Linked DNA regions of Mus musculus: region 1 is linked to region 2. The links are chromatin loops, found by intact Hi-C in ENCODE. Cell type or tissue: gastrocnemius. All regions are shown on one strand.

Region 1 (8,000 bases), 52 kb before region 2:
GTGTGTGTGTGTGTAATAGAATCTAAAACCTTGCCGTTTCTCAGAGGTAAGGTCATGAGTGTTCTACTCAAATGCTTTCCTAGGCAGCATAAATAGCTCGATGGCAGCACACTGTGCTGACAGAGGACTTGTGTAATTCTGCCTTGAGGAGAGCCGAGCTTGAGGGCAGAGTGATTTCTATCGAGACTTCTTGCTTCTGAGACCTCTGAAAATGAATGTCCTCAGGGCTAGAGGCAGTCCTTAGAAGTATCACTGAAAAAAAAGAACATGAAAACACTGTTCTTTCTTTCTCCTTCTGGTTTTAAGAGACAGGGTTTTTCTGTGTCATCCTTTCTGTCCTGGAAGTCACTCAGTAGACAAGGCTGGTCTCAAACTCACAGGTCCACCTGGCCTTGTCTCTCAAGTGCTGAGATTAAAGGTGTACACCCCCATCACCAAATGAAAAGATTGTTGTGTCATGGAAATGTGTCACTTTTTAAAAATTGAATATAGGAAGGGGTTATTAATTAATCCTATACTATTTGTACTCCCCCTTTACATTCCATTTTATTGTACACATGTACATTAACCTTCACAGTGTTAGCAGAGCAACATATGGTAATTTTAAAATAGGTTATAACCCAGACTAGGTGGTTCACATCTATAATTCAGCCCTTGGAAGGCTGAGGCTAAAAGGATCACTGTGGCTTTGAGTCCAGCCTGGGAGATATAGGGGATTCCAGACCAATGTGGGTTACGTAGTGAGACTCTCTCTCAAACATTAAGTAATTATTAATATTCTATGTACTGTATGCACACATGCTGATTCAACACGTCTTTGCCTGATGAACAGAAGTAAAGTTGCCATATGGATCAGAAAGGAAAGAGTGAAGACTCTTTGCAGTGTACACTTGGAATACCTGAGACACACTGACTTTCTCAGTGATTGTTGAGAATCAGGCTTAGGACCCAGTGAGAATAACTCAGAAAGTCCTGACTGATTAGACAGCGGGCTGGACAAATGGACTGGTGGCCTGCTTCTCCCTTCCACCATTTTCTCCTCTCCTCTACCTATGGAAACACCCATTACTACAGAGCTAGCAGCTTTCCTCTGGGATCTGCAATTCTCAAAACTGTAAGGATTGGAAGCAGGTGCAAATGTCAGGCAGAGTAAAGAATTTTCTGTTTCCACTAACCTCTAATTTAATCTCACTGTTTGCATTAGGGAAATACACATCAATCCACAGTAGCACTGCTGTGTGTCTCCTATCATGGGGGACCACACACAGTCCCATTACAGACAGTTCATGACAGTACTTACATGTGACACAATTCTGAAGTTATGCTGATAGACATAACTCAAGACCATTTACTCTTCAGGATATTTATTAACCGAGCTTCCTTTGAGATTTTATGTATTTCTCCGGCATGCCAAAGGCTCTAGGCCATACTGAATTGTGCATCTCTGTTACTACGAAATATGGACAAAAAGTCTGTCTTAGTTGGGGTTTTTATTGCCACGATGAGACATGACCACAGCAACTCTTATAAAGAAAAAAACACTTAATTGGGGCTGGCTTATGGTTCCGTGATTTAGCCTATTGTCATCATGTCAGGAAAAATGGTGGCATGAAGGCAGACACTTGGGGATCTGAGGGTTATATATTAGGAAGTACAGACATCAGGAAGAAAGGGTGACATTGGGCCTGGCTCGAGCATCTCAAGGCCAAGAGACAGAGCCCACTCCCGGTGACATACTTCATGAAACAAGGGGACACCTCCTAATAGTGCCACTGCTATGAGCATTTAGGGGCCATTTTCACTCTAACTATCACACAGTCTTACAAGTTGGCAGAGGTGCTGAGGCCACAGGGAATTGTGTCTCTGTCACCATGGATCGTAGGTAGACAGTCTTACAGGTTGGCAAAGGCCGAAGGTTTCACTGCACCCTCATCCTCAGCTCCACCCTTGGCTTCCACTCGAGCAGGTGGCAGCTGATGGCTTGAGCTCAGGTGACAAGTTCCCTCTACCTAAGAGCAGTCCTGTTCCACATATCTGACAGTGTGGAATCCCAAATGCCCTACAGAGAGATGTTCTCTGGGGTTCATTTAGAATCACTGAATAGGAGCATGTTGTGGCGGCTTCATCTTCTGGTACTTTAGTAGGAGAATCTCTGAGTGTCTATTCTGAGCCATATCTTAATCTGCTGCCGGGGCTGATGGTATGAGGGGTGTTTAAGTGCAACAGACTGCACAAGAAGGACTGTGCTCCAACTTTCAGACCAACAGAACAACAACAAAGACCAAACTCTAAATCCACTGTGAGTAAAGGAGCCATCATTTACCCAAGCATGCCATGGAAATAATAAAGCTTTCCAAGAGGGTTTTCATATTATTTTTAGACTTTGAGTAGGAAAGAGTTCTGAATCTGAGGAGGGGGGGGGAAGGGAGAGAGACAGACAGAGAGAGACAGAGACAGAGATAGCTAGGCCACGTGTGCACAATCAGGATGTGGGAAGAAGAGAGAACCAGGAGAATCTGAAAGCAAACTTTAGGATGGGACTAACTCCATAGCTCCGTGTCACTCCATAGCCCTATGTCAGCGCCCCTGCGACACTTCCAGGGTCTGATTAATTCTCTAGGAGCAGTATAGATTTCCCAGTTCTCAAAAGCAGTCACATTACTTCTCCAAATGTGTGTGTGTGTGTGTGTGTGTGTGTGTGTGTGTGGTGTGGTGTGTAGGATCAACAAACAAATGCCACCTGTTTAATGTATATAATTAATGTATATGTCTTTGAGGTAATTCTATTACTCCTCACCTCCGAGAATTCTGGAGCTTTCCTGAATACCTTGATTGCTGTTGTATAAGGGAGGGCACAGTGTTCATCCTAATTACTATTTCCATCCTAGAAAGCCCAACTGGAGTCGCATGAGAATTTACCAAGAGACACAATTTAATGTCAGTGTAAGGAGATTTTCTGGAAACTGATTCCCCTAGCCTTGCAGGACTCAAAATTCTTTCCAACTGTGGCGTTATGTGCCACACCTCCTGATCATCTAAACCTGGATACCTTGATCCCACAGAGTAAAAGAGTAAAAGATCAGGAGGCTATCTATGCCCTTATCTACCTACCGGCATTCATGCCTTGAAATCAGGTTAACTTTCACTGATCCTGAAGACCTTCGCATTCTGGAACGTCCCCACCTCCACTGAAAGTGGAAACAATTTGTAGACTATGTATATGTTGTTTACCTTCCTAAAATTCTTATGACGATGTAGGGGGATCCTAGCTAAACCAAGGAGTCCCTCTGCAAGCATCATCCCGGCCGGCAGGGGGAAGCAGACTCCAACCCTGCGCTCTCGGGGCCTACACAGCCGGGTGGGGAAGCGACTTCACTTCCCAGGGTCTTGGCCTCTGCTGGCCCAGAGCTGCACCCCACTCCCAGGCCGAGGACAGTAGAAGAACTTGGGATCCAGGACTCTACAACGCACGAACCAGCTCCAGAGAGGACTCAGCTCTGTGCACTCTGCTCTCTAAGGCGGGTCGCAGCTAGGCAGTGCGCCTGCGCAGAACTGCTTCCGGATTGAGGGACTACTCTTGCGCTTTTTCCGCTTTCACCAGCTGCAGCAAGTGCTCAAGGGTGCAGGTGAGCTGTGCATCCATCCCTTAAAAGAAACTTTTCATGCAAAGGCATGAGAATAAACCGTTCTTTGCTGAGCATCCGCCCTCTCCTTCAGTCCCTCGATCTTCACAGCAGAAAACAGTTCAGACGACCTGGGGAGGGAGGGAGGGAATGGCATCTGCCCTCCCACAGATCTTTTCTGGCTCATCCTTCCAATTTCCTGAATTTCTGCTTTCCTGGGGGCCCTAAATATCGCATCTGTCTTACTCTTTACCTTCCCAGAGGTGAGGCGTGGTGGTAGGTAAAGTTCAACCAAGACTTGCTTCAAAAATGGCTCTCATGCCCACTTAGATCATAGGTAATTAGTTTATTTTTATGTGAAAATGCTTTGTGCATACTTATTTACAGATATCTTAGTGGGTGGAGAAGATTCAGGAGGACCTGAGATGGTGGGGCTGCGGAGGGATTTTCAGTTTCCTATGCTAAGCAGTGAATAATTTTGTTGCATTGCATCCAGGACGTTTTCCAGTCCTATATCAGCACCTAGCCTCTGTCTGTTGCATGAACATGCAGTGAACATGCCTCCCTCTTCCAGCCACATTCCACAACTTTCAAGTTCTTACACCCTTTGGGGTTTGGGAAGCAGGTGCGGGGAGGCAAGTGTCCTTTGCTTTCCAGAAGAAGCCAGCAAGATAACTGACTTGTGTAAGTTTTCACAGTAAGCAATTGTTGGCAATGGATTAATTTTACCCTTCTATAGAACTAAACTCAGTTCTCTGTGGAGACGCAGGAATTGTGGGATTCCTGACAATGTAGCCAAGGATGGTGAGGCAGTGGGGGTGTGGGTGTGGGTTGGGGGGGTGGCCAGCCACTGGATAACTTCCACACAGGCTGTGTATTGGAGCCACCCACTCATTCTCTCAGGGCAGTGCGCTTGGAGCTGTGTGCAGGTCAGCAATGGATGAACTAGTGTGGGTTTGCCCTACTTGAGCTTGGCTGGCAGAGAAAAAGAATCTGACAGGCAACGAATCTCAAGCAGGAAATTAAAGGAATTTATCTCTTATTGAAACAGGGTCACACGATCAGTTGGGGGACTCAAGAAGGTGAACTCACTTTTCATATTTTAAGTTAGCTTAGAAGAAAAATTAGAATCCACGTTACTATCCAGTGACGAATAATCTGTGCTATTAGCTTTGGATTTTTAAAAAAGTATGTCTTCTTGACTATTAGGCACATCAGTGAATAGTTCAAATATATGTGTATGTGCACACACAAACATGCTCTCGTGCTTACACACACACACACACACACACACACACACTACTGCCCAGAGACTCTGACTAAGGGAAAAGCATCAAGACTTCCCACCCTTAATTCCACTAGTGCTCCAAGACAGAGACCAGTAGGGAGCCTTGCTTGTAACTCCCCAGCCTTGCCCACCTCCAGGCTGTAGACTCTCAAGGCTGACTCTCAAATGCATGCACGCTCCCCTTTATTGTCCTTTCTCACAGGTGGGCACTCTCATCAACTGATAGCTCCACTGCATTCAGCTCCAGATTCATGTCCCCCTGCCTTTCCTGAGTATGTTCCACTACCACAGCTAGGAAACATTAAGTCTGCCTGTAAGGCTTGCTGGCTTAACCCTTCACTGACCTTGGGGCAAGACCCACAGACTCCCCTTACAGGGTGATGTGAGCGCAGGTGATATTTCTAATGGACACTCTTTGCACAAAACATGTGTGTTTCAGGATTTAAGGTGTGTCATTATTCGTTTGTTTGTTTTGAGACAGAATTTATGTGTGTAGCCCTGGCTGTCCTGAAACTCACTCTGTAGACCATGCTGGCCTCGAACTCAAAAATCTGCCTGCCTCTGCCTCTGCCTCTCTGCCTCTCTGCCTCTCTGCCTCTCTGCCTCTCTGCCTCTCTGCCTCTCTGCCTCTCTGCCTCTGCCTCCCAAGTGCTGGGATTAAAGGCATGTGCCACCACTGCCAGGAGTGTCATTATTCTTTAATCGTGTGTGTCTCTGTGTGGGTGTGTACACACTCGGCCTTAGAGTTCAAAGGAGGTCATCAGATGTCCTGGTGCTAGAGTCTCGGGCAGTTGTGAGCTGCCCAGCATAGGTGCTGGAAACAGGGCTCAGATTCTTCACCAAGCTCTCCCACTCCTCCCCCTACCCTTTGCATTTCATTTCACTTTATTTACAAACATGCCTTGCTTGCTCACCAACTCCCGGAAGGCTCTGCACATGTTCATTCATCTGCCTGGAACACTGGCTTACTCTGCTTGTTCCGGCTTCCCCGAGATCCCAGCTGGGACCCTGCCTCCCCTGGACATCCATCCTTAGACTCCAATGTCCAACAGACGCCTGTCCCCGTGGGGCTGTTCACCATCTGCTACTCCCTGCCCTGTTGTACTGTAGACCAGCCTGTGTCTACAACCTTTTCAAAACTGCTTCCTACTGCCTTGCACAAAGATAATGCTCAGTAAATACTTGTTGAGTGCAAAGGGGTTTAAATATGCCTCATTGAATGTGCAGGTGACAGATTTACTCTACATTAGTTGTCTTCTTGGTGTGCTGAAACAGTAATGGTTTTTAAAGTGGGAGTATCAAGGGAAGGATATTACCAAACACAGCTAACGTTTGTTCTAAAGTGTACCTTTATTTTTAATTGACATGTAGTATAAGTGAGACCACATGGGATTTTTCTTTCTGGGCCTTGAACAATTAATGTTTCCTGAACACTCAGTAAGTGCCGGGCACTATCCTGGTACTCTAATTATTTTTGGAAGTAACCATGTGAGCTAGACATTTATAATTTCCTTCTATTAAAATGGAGAAACTGAACCACAGAGCAGCTGAGGAACGCACCTGGTTTGACACAGCTAGTAAGCCTCGGTGTCATGGAGGCTGAGGTATATGGTATGACCAGTTTCTACATAGTACTACGTGGGGCCTCCTGTGAGATGCTCATAGGGCAGAAGAGAGTGAGTCACAGGTGGATGGTGCACTGTGTCACAGGGTGTGGGGCGATTGAACAGAAGAACCCTCCACGAGATCTCAAGCCCACCACTCACACTGTTGTTCACCTTGTTCAGCTGGATGCCCCTTGTTCTCAGGGGCGGGATTGCAGAGACGCCTACGGTGAGACGTCTCTGATCCTGAAATCTTGGCTGTGTGTGGTTTGGACATTGCCTGCTTTCTCTGCACCTTAGTTTTCTCACCCAGGAAATACTCACAATGATAGCACTGCCCTCATAAAAGCTTGTGTGGTGATTGGCTGTGGTGATATGGAGTTACGTGCTTGGAGCTCAGAATTGTCTTTCTCATTACCCTATTGCTGTTTCTTTAAAAACAACAACAAAACAAAAAAAAAAGGATGAAAGAAATAAGAGCCTTTTCCATTTGTTTCTCTCGTTTAAATCGTGGTTTGATTGATCAGGTACTCCCCACTCCCACAGCTGGGGGTCTCACTATGCAGTGCTGAGTGGCCTGGTACTCATGGTGTAGTTCCCATGAGTTCCCCACCCAGTACTGTGTCTGTGTGCCTGTGTGTCTGTGTGTCCATGTGCACGTGCTTCAGCTCTTTCTCTACACATTTCTTAGGTTTTTGGTTTTGTTTTGTTTTTACCATAGCACATTTCTTCTCTAGTTTTCTGGGGGCTTTTGTTTGGTGGAGAGGTTTTTTTTTTTTTTTTTTTTTATGTTTTGGGGTATTTTACCTGTATGTATTATACCTGTAGAGAGTGCCTGGGGCCCATATAGGCCAGAAGAGCATATCAGATCCAAAGGGGCTGGAGTTACAGAGACTCATGAGCTGCCATGTGGGTTCTGGGAAGTGAACCCTGGTCCCCTGGAAGAGTTGTCTGTGTTCTTATTTATTGAGCCTTCTCTCCACTCACTATCATTATCATCACCATCACCATCACCATCATCATCTCTTCATTTCTTCTTCAGTCATCTGTGCCACTCCTTGGGCACAGATGAAATCTACTAGGTTAGTTCTTCATGCAAATGTAATGAGTCTTTCACTGTTGCCTCCCTTTCTTAACATTCCCCACCACCACCACCACCACCACCACCTCTACTCTGTATTTGGTGTTTGCATCTTGACTGGCAAGGAACTCAGTATGTAGTGAGGTTGGCCTTGAACTCCTGGAAAGCCTCGCGTGTGCTGAGATTATAGGCATGAACTACGTACCACACTTGATTTAACGTAGACTCTAAGATCAGCTTCACACCTACCTTCTTCTGAGGCAGTCTCAGAGTCTGTTCATCTGAAGGAGAAACAGTGAGGAAATTAAAGCAATGCCCATAAGAATCAGCGATGTAGCTCAGTAGTAGAGTCCTGTGTTGTATGTGCAAGACCTGGGTTAAATCCTCAGTTACTGCACATGTAG
Region 2 (8,000 bases):
TTGTAAAAGAAACAGCAGTAGGGTAATGAGAAAGACAATTCTGAGCTCCAAGCACGTAACTCCATATCACCACAGCCAATCACCACACAAGCTTTTATGAGGGCAGTGCTATCATTGTGAGTATTTCCTGGGCGAGGAAACTAAGGTGCAGAGAAAGCAGACAATGACCAAACCACACAGAGCCAAGATTTCAGGATCAGAGATGTCTCACCGTAGGCGCCTATGCAATCCCGCCCCTGAGAACAAGGGGCATCCAGCTGAACAAGGTGAACAACAGTGTGAGTGGTGGGCTTGAGATCTCGTGGAGGGTTCTTCTGTTCAATCGCCCCACACCCTGTGACACAGTGCACCATCCACCTGTGACTCACTCTCTTCTGCCCTATGAGCATCTCACAGGAGGCCCCACGTAGTACTATGTAGAAACTGGTCATACCATATATCTCAGCCTCCATGACACCGAGGCTTACTAGCTGTGTCAAACCAGGTGCGTTCTTCATCTGCTCTGTGGTGCAGTTTCTCCATTTTAATAGAAGGAAATTAGAAATGTCTAGCTTACATGGTTACTTCCAAAATGAATTAGAGTACCAGGATAGTGCCGGGCACTTACTGAGTGTTCAGGAAACATTAATTGTTCAAGGCACAGAAAGACAAATCCCATGTGTTCTCACTTGTATATGGAAGCTAAAGTTTTACCAAATCCTAGGAATGATGTGAGAGGGAGACGTTATAGGGCACACAGAATTGCTGAAAAGGAGGAATAATGTCTAATGTTGCCCAGCACAGTGGAAGAGCTATGGTTGGAAACTACTCTACGCTCTTCTGTAGCTAGTATACAGGATTCTGGATGACCCCAGAGGGAAGAAAGTAATAAATGTCTGAGGTAATGACTATGACAGTTGCCCTAATTGGTTGATAAGATACTAAATATAAGATACTGAAATGCCACACTTTACCCCAGAAATATGTGTAGTTATTGTGTGTCAATTGAAAGCAAAGGTACATTTTAAGAGAAATATTAACTGTGCAATAATAGTAATCTTTACATGTTACCTGGTATTTCAGCACACCAAGAAGAAGACAACTGATGTAGAGTAAATCTGTCACCTGCACATTCAATGAGGCATATTTAAACCCCTTTGCACTCAACAAGTATTTACTGGGCATTATCTTTGTGCAAGGCAGTAGGAAGCAGTTTTGAAAAGGTTGTAGACACAGGCTTGTCTACAGTACAACAGGGCAGGGAGTAGCAGATGGTGAACAGCCCCACGGGGACAGGCGTCTGTTGGACATTGGAGTCTAAGGGTGGATGTCCAGGGGAGGCAGGGTCCCAGCTGGGATCTCGGGGAAGCCGGAACAAGCAGAGTAAGCCAGTGTTCCAGGCAGATGAATGAACATGTGCAGAGCCTTCCGGGAGTTAGCGAGCAAGCAAGGCATGTTTGTAAATAAAGTGAAATGAAATGCAAAGGGTAGGGGGAGGAGTGGGAGAGCTTGGTGAAGAATCTGAGCCCTGTTTCCAGCACCTATGCTGGGCAGCTCACAACTACCTGAGACTCTAGCACCAGGACATCTGATGTCCTCCTTTGAACTCTGAAGCCGAGTGTGCACACACCCACACAGAGACACACACGATTAAAGAATAATGACACGCCGGGCAGTGGTGGCACATGCCTTTAATCCCAGCACTTGGGAGGCAGAGGCAGAGGCAGAGGCAGAGGCAGAGGCAGAGGCAGAGGCAGAGGCAGAGGCAGAGGCAGAGGCAGAGGCAGAGGCAGAGGCAGAGGCAGAGGCAGAGGCAGAGAGGCAGAGGCAGAGAGGCAGAGAGGCAGAGAGGCAGAGAGGCAGAGAGGCAGAGAGGCAGAGAGGCAGAGAGGCAGAGAGGCAGAGGCAGAGGCAGAGAGGCAGAGAGGCAGAGAGGCAGAGAGGCAGAGAGGCAGAGAGGCAGAGAGGCAGAGGCAGAGAGGCAGAGAGGCAGAGGCAGAGAGGCAGAGGCAGAGGCAGAGGCAGAGGCAGAGGCAGGCAGATTTCTGAGTTCGAGGCCAGCCTGGTCTACAGAGTGAGTTTCAGGACAGGCAGGGCTACACAGATAAATTCTGTCTCAAAACAAACAAACAAACAAACGAATAATGACACACCTTAAAACCTGAAACACACATGTTTTGTGCAAAGAGTGTCCATTAGAAATATCACCTGTGCTCACATCACCCTGTAAGGGGAGTCTGTGGTTCTTGCCCCAAGGTCAGTGAAGGGTTAAGCAAGCAAGCCTTACAGGCAGACTTAATGTTTCCTAGCTGTGGTAGTGGAACATACTCAGGAAAGACAGGGGGACATGAATCTGGAGCTGACTGCAGTGGAGCTATCAGTTGATGAGAGTACCCACCTGTGAGAAAGGACAATGAAGGGGAGCATGCATGAATTTGAGAGTCAGCCTTGAGAGTCTACAGCCTGGAGGTGGGCAAGGCTGGGGAGTTACAAGCAAGGCTCCCTACTGGTCTCTGTCTTGGACCACTAGTGGAATTAAGGGTGGGAAGTCTTGATGCTTTTCCCTTAGTCAGAGTCTCTGGACAGTAGTGTGTGTGTGTGTGTGTGTGTGTGTGTGTGTGTGTGTGTGTGTGTAAGCATGAGAGCATGTTTGTGTGTGCACATACACATATATTTAACTATTCACTGATGTGCCTAATAGTCAAGAAGACATACTTTTTTAAAAATCCAAAGCTGATAGCACAGATTATTCATCACTGGATAGTAACTTGGAGTCTAATTTTTTTTCCTAAGCTAACTTAAAATATGAAAAGTGAGTTCACCTTCTTGAGTCCCTGAACTGTTCGTGTGACCCTGTCTCAATAAGAGATAAATTCCTTTAATTTCCTGTAAAACTGCTTGAGATTCGTTGCCTGTCAGATTCTTTTTCTCTGCCAGCCAAGCTCAAGTAGGGCAAACCCACATTAGTTCATCCATTGCTGACCTGCACACAGCTCCAAGCGCACTGCCCTGAGAGAATGAGTGGGTGGCTCCAATACACAGCCTGTGTGGAAGTTATCCAGTGGCTGTCCACACTCCCCCCTCCACTGCCTCACCAACCTTGGCTACATTGTCAGGAATCCCACAATTCCTGCGTCTCCACAGAGAACTGAGTTTCATGCTAAAGAACAAAATTATTCCATTGGCAACAAGTGCTCACTGAGAAAACTTACACAGGTCAATTACCTTTCTGGCTTCTTCTGGAAGGCAAAGGACACCTACCCTCCACCTCCAACCCCCCCTCAAGGCTGTAAGAACTTGAAAGGAGTTGAGTGTAGCTGGAAGAGGGAGGCATGCTCATTGCATGTTCGTGCAACAGACAGAGGCTAGGTGCTGATATAGGACTGGAAAACGTCCTGGATGCAATGCAACAAAATTATTCACTGCCCGGGATAGGAAACCGCCCTGCCCTGTCTCAGGCCTCCAGAATCTTCTCCATCCACTAAAAGATCTGTAAATAAGTATACACAAAGCATCTTCACATAAAAATAAACCAATTGCCTACCTATGAGCTAAGTGGGCATGAGAGCCATTTTTAAAGGAAGTCTTGGTTGAACTTTATCTACCACAACGCCCCACCTCTGGGGAGGTAAAGGGTAAAACAGATGCGAAATTTAGGGTCCCCATGAAGGCAGAAATTCAGGAAATTGGCAGGATGAGCCAGAAAAGATCTGTGGGAGGGCAGATGCCATTCCTTCCTTCCTCCTTCCCCAGATCTTCTGTGAAGATCAAGAGATTGAAGGAGAAGGCAGATGCTCAGCAACAACTGGTTTATTCTCATGCCTTTGCATGAAAAGTTTCTTTTATGGAACGGATGCACAGCCCACTTGCACCCTTGTTGCAGCTGGAAAAGGCAGAAAAAAAAAAAAAAAAAAAGCAGAGATGCTTAAGGGCACTACCTCACTCCGGATGCAGTACTGCGCAGGCGCACTCCGTAGCTGTGACCCGCCTTAAGTGTTCTCTTAAGTGTCTCTTGAACACAGTCTTGTTCTCTTTGGAGTTGGTTTGTGGGAGGTAGAGTCCTTCATCCCACGTCCTTCTTCTGTCCTCGCCCTGGGAGTCAGGTGCAGCTCTGGGCCAGCAGAGGCCAAGAAGTCCCTTCTCCACCCAGCTGTGTCGGAGCATAGGTCTGGAGTCTGCTGCCCCCTGCCGGCCGGGATGATGCTTACAGCAAGACTCCTTAGGATTCCCCACCCACCCACCCACCCACCCACCCCCGAGTCGTTAAGAATTTTGTACCCACAGACTACAAATTGTTTCCATTTTCAGTGGATGTGGGGACATTCCAAAGGGTGAAGTGTCCACAGTCAGAATCCTAGTTGATTTGATTTCAAAGGCGAGTGCCCTCACTGCTCAGTATCTAGGTAGATAAGGGCATAGCCTCGTGATCCTGCTATTGCCCTGTGAGATCAGAGTATCCAGGTTTAGATGTCCAGGAGGGGTGGTACAGAACGCCACAGAACGCCACAGTTGGAAAGCATATTGAATCTTGCCGGTCCAGAGAATCAGTTCCCAGAAACGAAACTTAAGAACACACACACAGTATTTTGGGGGAACTAATTTGATCATATTTTGAGAATTTGGAAGTCTAAATTGGTCCCAGGGAATTAATCAGTCCCCAGGAGAGGCGTAGGAGCACTGTCAGCAAGACACAAGGCTGTAGAGTCACTCCCATCCTGACCTTTGCCTGCGAATCCTTCTGGCCCTCCTTCCAACATCCTGTTTGTCCATCCTCACCCTAGCCTTCTCTCTCCTCAGACTCACAGAACACTTTCCCTACTCAAAACAACCCCTTTGGATATAGCAACCGCCTGCCGGGAGCAAACGCGCGCCCTGGAGGGGAGAGCGGCTGTTGCGCGGGCGCGGGCAGGGGCGCAGGGAGGGGATATGGCATCCAGCCAGCGCATAACTTTAGACCAATGGAAGAAAAAAGCAGCAAAAGTTGAACTGAATGACACCCAGAAGCAAGAAATTAAAGAGGCCTTTGACTTATTCGATATTGATGGATCTGGAACCATAGATCTGAAAGAACTGAAGATTGCAATGCGGGCCTTAGGCTTTGAGCCAAAGAAAGAAGAAGTAAAACAACTGATCGCTGAAATCGACAAGGAAGGGACTGGCACCATTTGTTTTGAAGATTTTTTTGCCATCATGAGCGTAAAAATGAGTGAAAAAGATGAAAAAGAAGAAATACTGAAGGCATTTAAATTATTTGATGACGATGCTACGGGAAGCATATCACTAAATAACATCAAGAGGGTTGCCAAGGAGCTAGGGGAAAACTTAACCGAAGATGAATTACAGGAAATGCTTGATGAAGCTGATCCTGACGGGGATGGAGAGATTAATGAGGAAGAATTCTTGAAGATGATGAAGAAGACCAGCCTTTATTAGCTGCTTGGTACCTTCCAAGAGGTTTGGACCTCCTGTTAACAGCTTTCCTGTTAAGCAGTTCAATGATGTAATACCTGAGTGTATCCATTTCCACTTTTAGTTTAGGTTAGTCCCTTGGTGTCTAATCTGTGCCAGAAGTTATATGTCCCTACCAATGTCATTAAATCTGTAGTAGTAAGAAACAAACAGAAAAACAAAACAAAACAAACAACCCCTTTGGAACGCTTTATTATCCCCACGACAAGATTGGATAGATCATACTTCCTGTCATGATGCTGCGATATCTTTGTTGTTGTTTCATTGGTCTGAAAGTTGAAGCACAGTCTCTCTTGCGCAGTCTGTTGCACTTAAACACCCCTCCGCAAACCTCCATCAGCTCCGGCAGCAGATTAAGATATGGCTCAGAATAGACACTCAGAGATGCTCCTACTAAAGTACCAGAAGATGGAAGCAGCCACAACATGCTCCTATTCAGTGATTCTAACTGAACCTCAGAGAACATCTCTCTGTAGGGCATTTGGGATTCCATACTGTCAGATATGTGGAACAGGACTGCTCTTAGGTAGAGGGAACTTGTCACCTGAGCTCACGCCATCAGCCACCTGCTCGAGTGGAAGCCAAGGGTGGAGCTGAGGATGAGGGTGCAGTGAAACCTTCGGCCTTTGCCAACCTGTAAGACTGTCTACCTACGATCCACGGCGACAGAGACACAATTCCGTGTGGCCTCAGCACCTCTGCCATCTTGGGGAAATGCAGAAGTAAAATATGTAAGAATTCAAAGAAAGCTCAGTTAATAAATACCCTAAAGAGTAAATGATCTTCAGTTATGTCTACTAGCATAACTTCAGAGTTGAGTGACACATAAGATTTCCAGGTGTACCTGGCTTTGGGGAGATTTATTTATAAAAATTAAAATCACACTGACTTAATTGATATTACAGAACAACAAAAGCAAACAGAGGCTTGACATTTTCCATTTCTTTCTGTCCTCCACCTTTGGAAACACCCATTACTACAGAACTAGCAGATTCTGCAATTCCCAAATGCTGTCAGGATTGGAACCAGATTCGAGAGTTAGGCAGAATAAACAATTTTCTGTTTCCACTAACCTCTAATTCAATCTCACTGTTTGCATTTGGGAAATACACATCCATCCACAGTAGCACTGCTGTGTGTCTCCTATCATGGGGGACCACACACAGTCCTGTTGCACACAGTTCTTATATGTATCACAACTCTGAAATGGCTACTTTACAGGATAAAAAATGTGTTGAAAGAGCATACATGTATACAGAATATTAATGTTTGCTTAATTTTTGAGACAGAACCTGACTCTGTTACCCACACTGGCCTGAAATTCACTAAGTAGCCCAGGCTGGCCTCAAAGCCATAGCAATCCTTTCTGCCTCTGCTTTCCAATGGCTGAATTATAGATGTGAACCAAAATAGTTTGTTTTAAGAGCAACACATACCGCCCAGCTAATACTGTAAATATTATTCATGTATATGTATAACAAAGAGGTTATAGAGGGAGAATACCAATATTATAGGATTAACAACCCTTTCCCCCCCCCCCACACACACATATTCAGTTTTTTATTTCCATGATACAGAACAATAATACTTCTAACAACTGCCTCTAGCACTGAGGACATTCATTTTCAGAGGTATTAGAAGTGAGTAAGTCTCGGGTAGAAATCACTCTGCCCTGAAGCTCTGCTCTCCTCAAGCCAGTATTACACAAGTCCTCTGTCAGTACAGTGTGCTGGCATCAAGCTATTTATGCTGCCTAGGAAAGCATTTGAGCTAGAACACTCATGACCTTACCTCTGAGAAATGGCAAGGTTTTAGATTCCATTCCCCCACCCCCCCCACACCCTAACCTCATGCAGTGACCTACATTGAATCTGCAGGCTTGTCTGATAGACCGGCTGTGTGTCTGCCAGGTCATTTGCACCAACAAGCTTATCACAGAGGCTCTCCACTTCTCAAATGCCCTTCACTGTGAAACTCTTCCAAAACCCACCAGATGCCACCTCTCATCATCTCTTAGAGGACTTGGTGGCTGCTTCTGCTGAGTGAATCTGGATTTTGAGTGGGAAACAGAACAGTTTGGCAGTTTGTTTGCTTGTTTGCTACCTAGCTAAGCCTTCTTGGAGTTTAGTCTTAAATATACACAATGATCTTCCAAGGGTGGTGCCCAGACCTGTGTGAGCACCACTTGAGAGAGCATTAGAAGAGCAGATTCTCAGGCCCTTCTCCAAAGCCAGTAACCTGGAAGCCTGGAGGTCGGGCTCTGGGCTCATGTGCAGCCCAGCAGCTCTAGTGCAGGAAGCTTGAGAGTCTGTGCCACACTTGATGCTACACACAGACACATTTCAGGACTCTTCTTCCGATGTTGCTTCTAAGACTCGGTTCAGTCTCTAAACTATGAGCCCCAGCAATACAAGAAAATGAAGTACAGCCTCCCAGTATGTCACAGCACAGACTAAAGTCTCTCATTACCAAAGAGAGGAACGAGGGTAGACAGCAAGGAGTGACAGGACCAAATGCACACTGAAAGCCAGCAGGGAAACACCAACCCTGCC

What was found. Peaks named below come from ENCODE experiments on the same cell type or tissue, not always from the same donor. Only the 100,000 strongest peaks of a DNase experiment are listed, where the experiment ranks them.
Region 1: it touches region 2 in a loop (8-fold over the local background); 32 of 42 quality-filtered maps call a loop at or near these places.

The regions. Positions count from the first base shown.
Region 1 is chr1:21,215,264-21,223,263 of GRCm38, forward strand. Tmem14a (transmembrane protein 14A) reads left to right here and starts at 3,312. Exons shown (of 5, transcript NM_029398.3): 1 at 3,312-3,626. The region is part of intron 1 of Gm28836 (a long non-coding RNA gene); the gene reads right to left. In gastrocnemius, no CTCF peak of the experiment used is centred here; DNase peaks (open chromatin) are centred at 3,358, 3,506 and 5,952; H3K4me3 peaks cover 1,275 bases; H3K27ac peaks cover 1,209 bases.
Region 2 is chr1:21,267,498-21,275,497 of GRCm38, forward strand. It overlaps Gm28836 (a long non-coding RNA gene), which reads right to left and starts at 4,188. Exons shown (of 3, transcript XR_373236.3): 1 at 3,918-4,188. It also overlaps the pseudogene Gm7094. In gastrocnemius, a CTCF peak has its summit at 4,149 (motif pointing left); DNase peaks (open chromatin) are centred at 4,148 and 4,863; H3K4me3 peaks cover 1,168 bases; H3K27ac peaks cover 538 bases.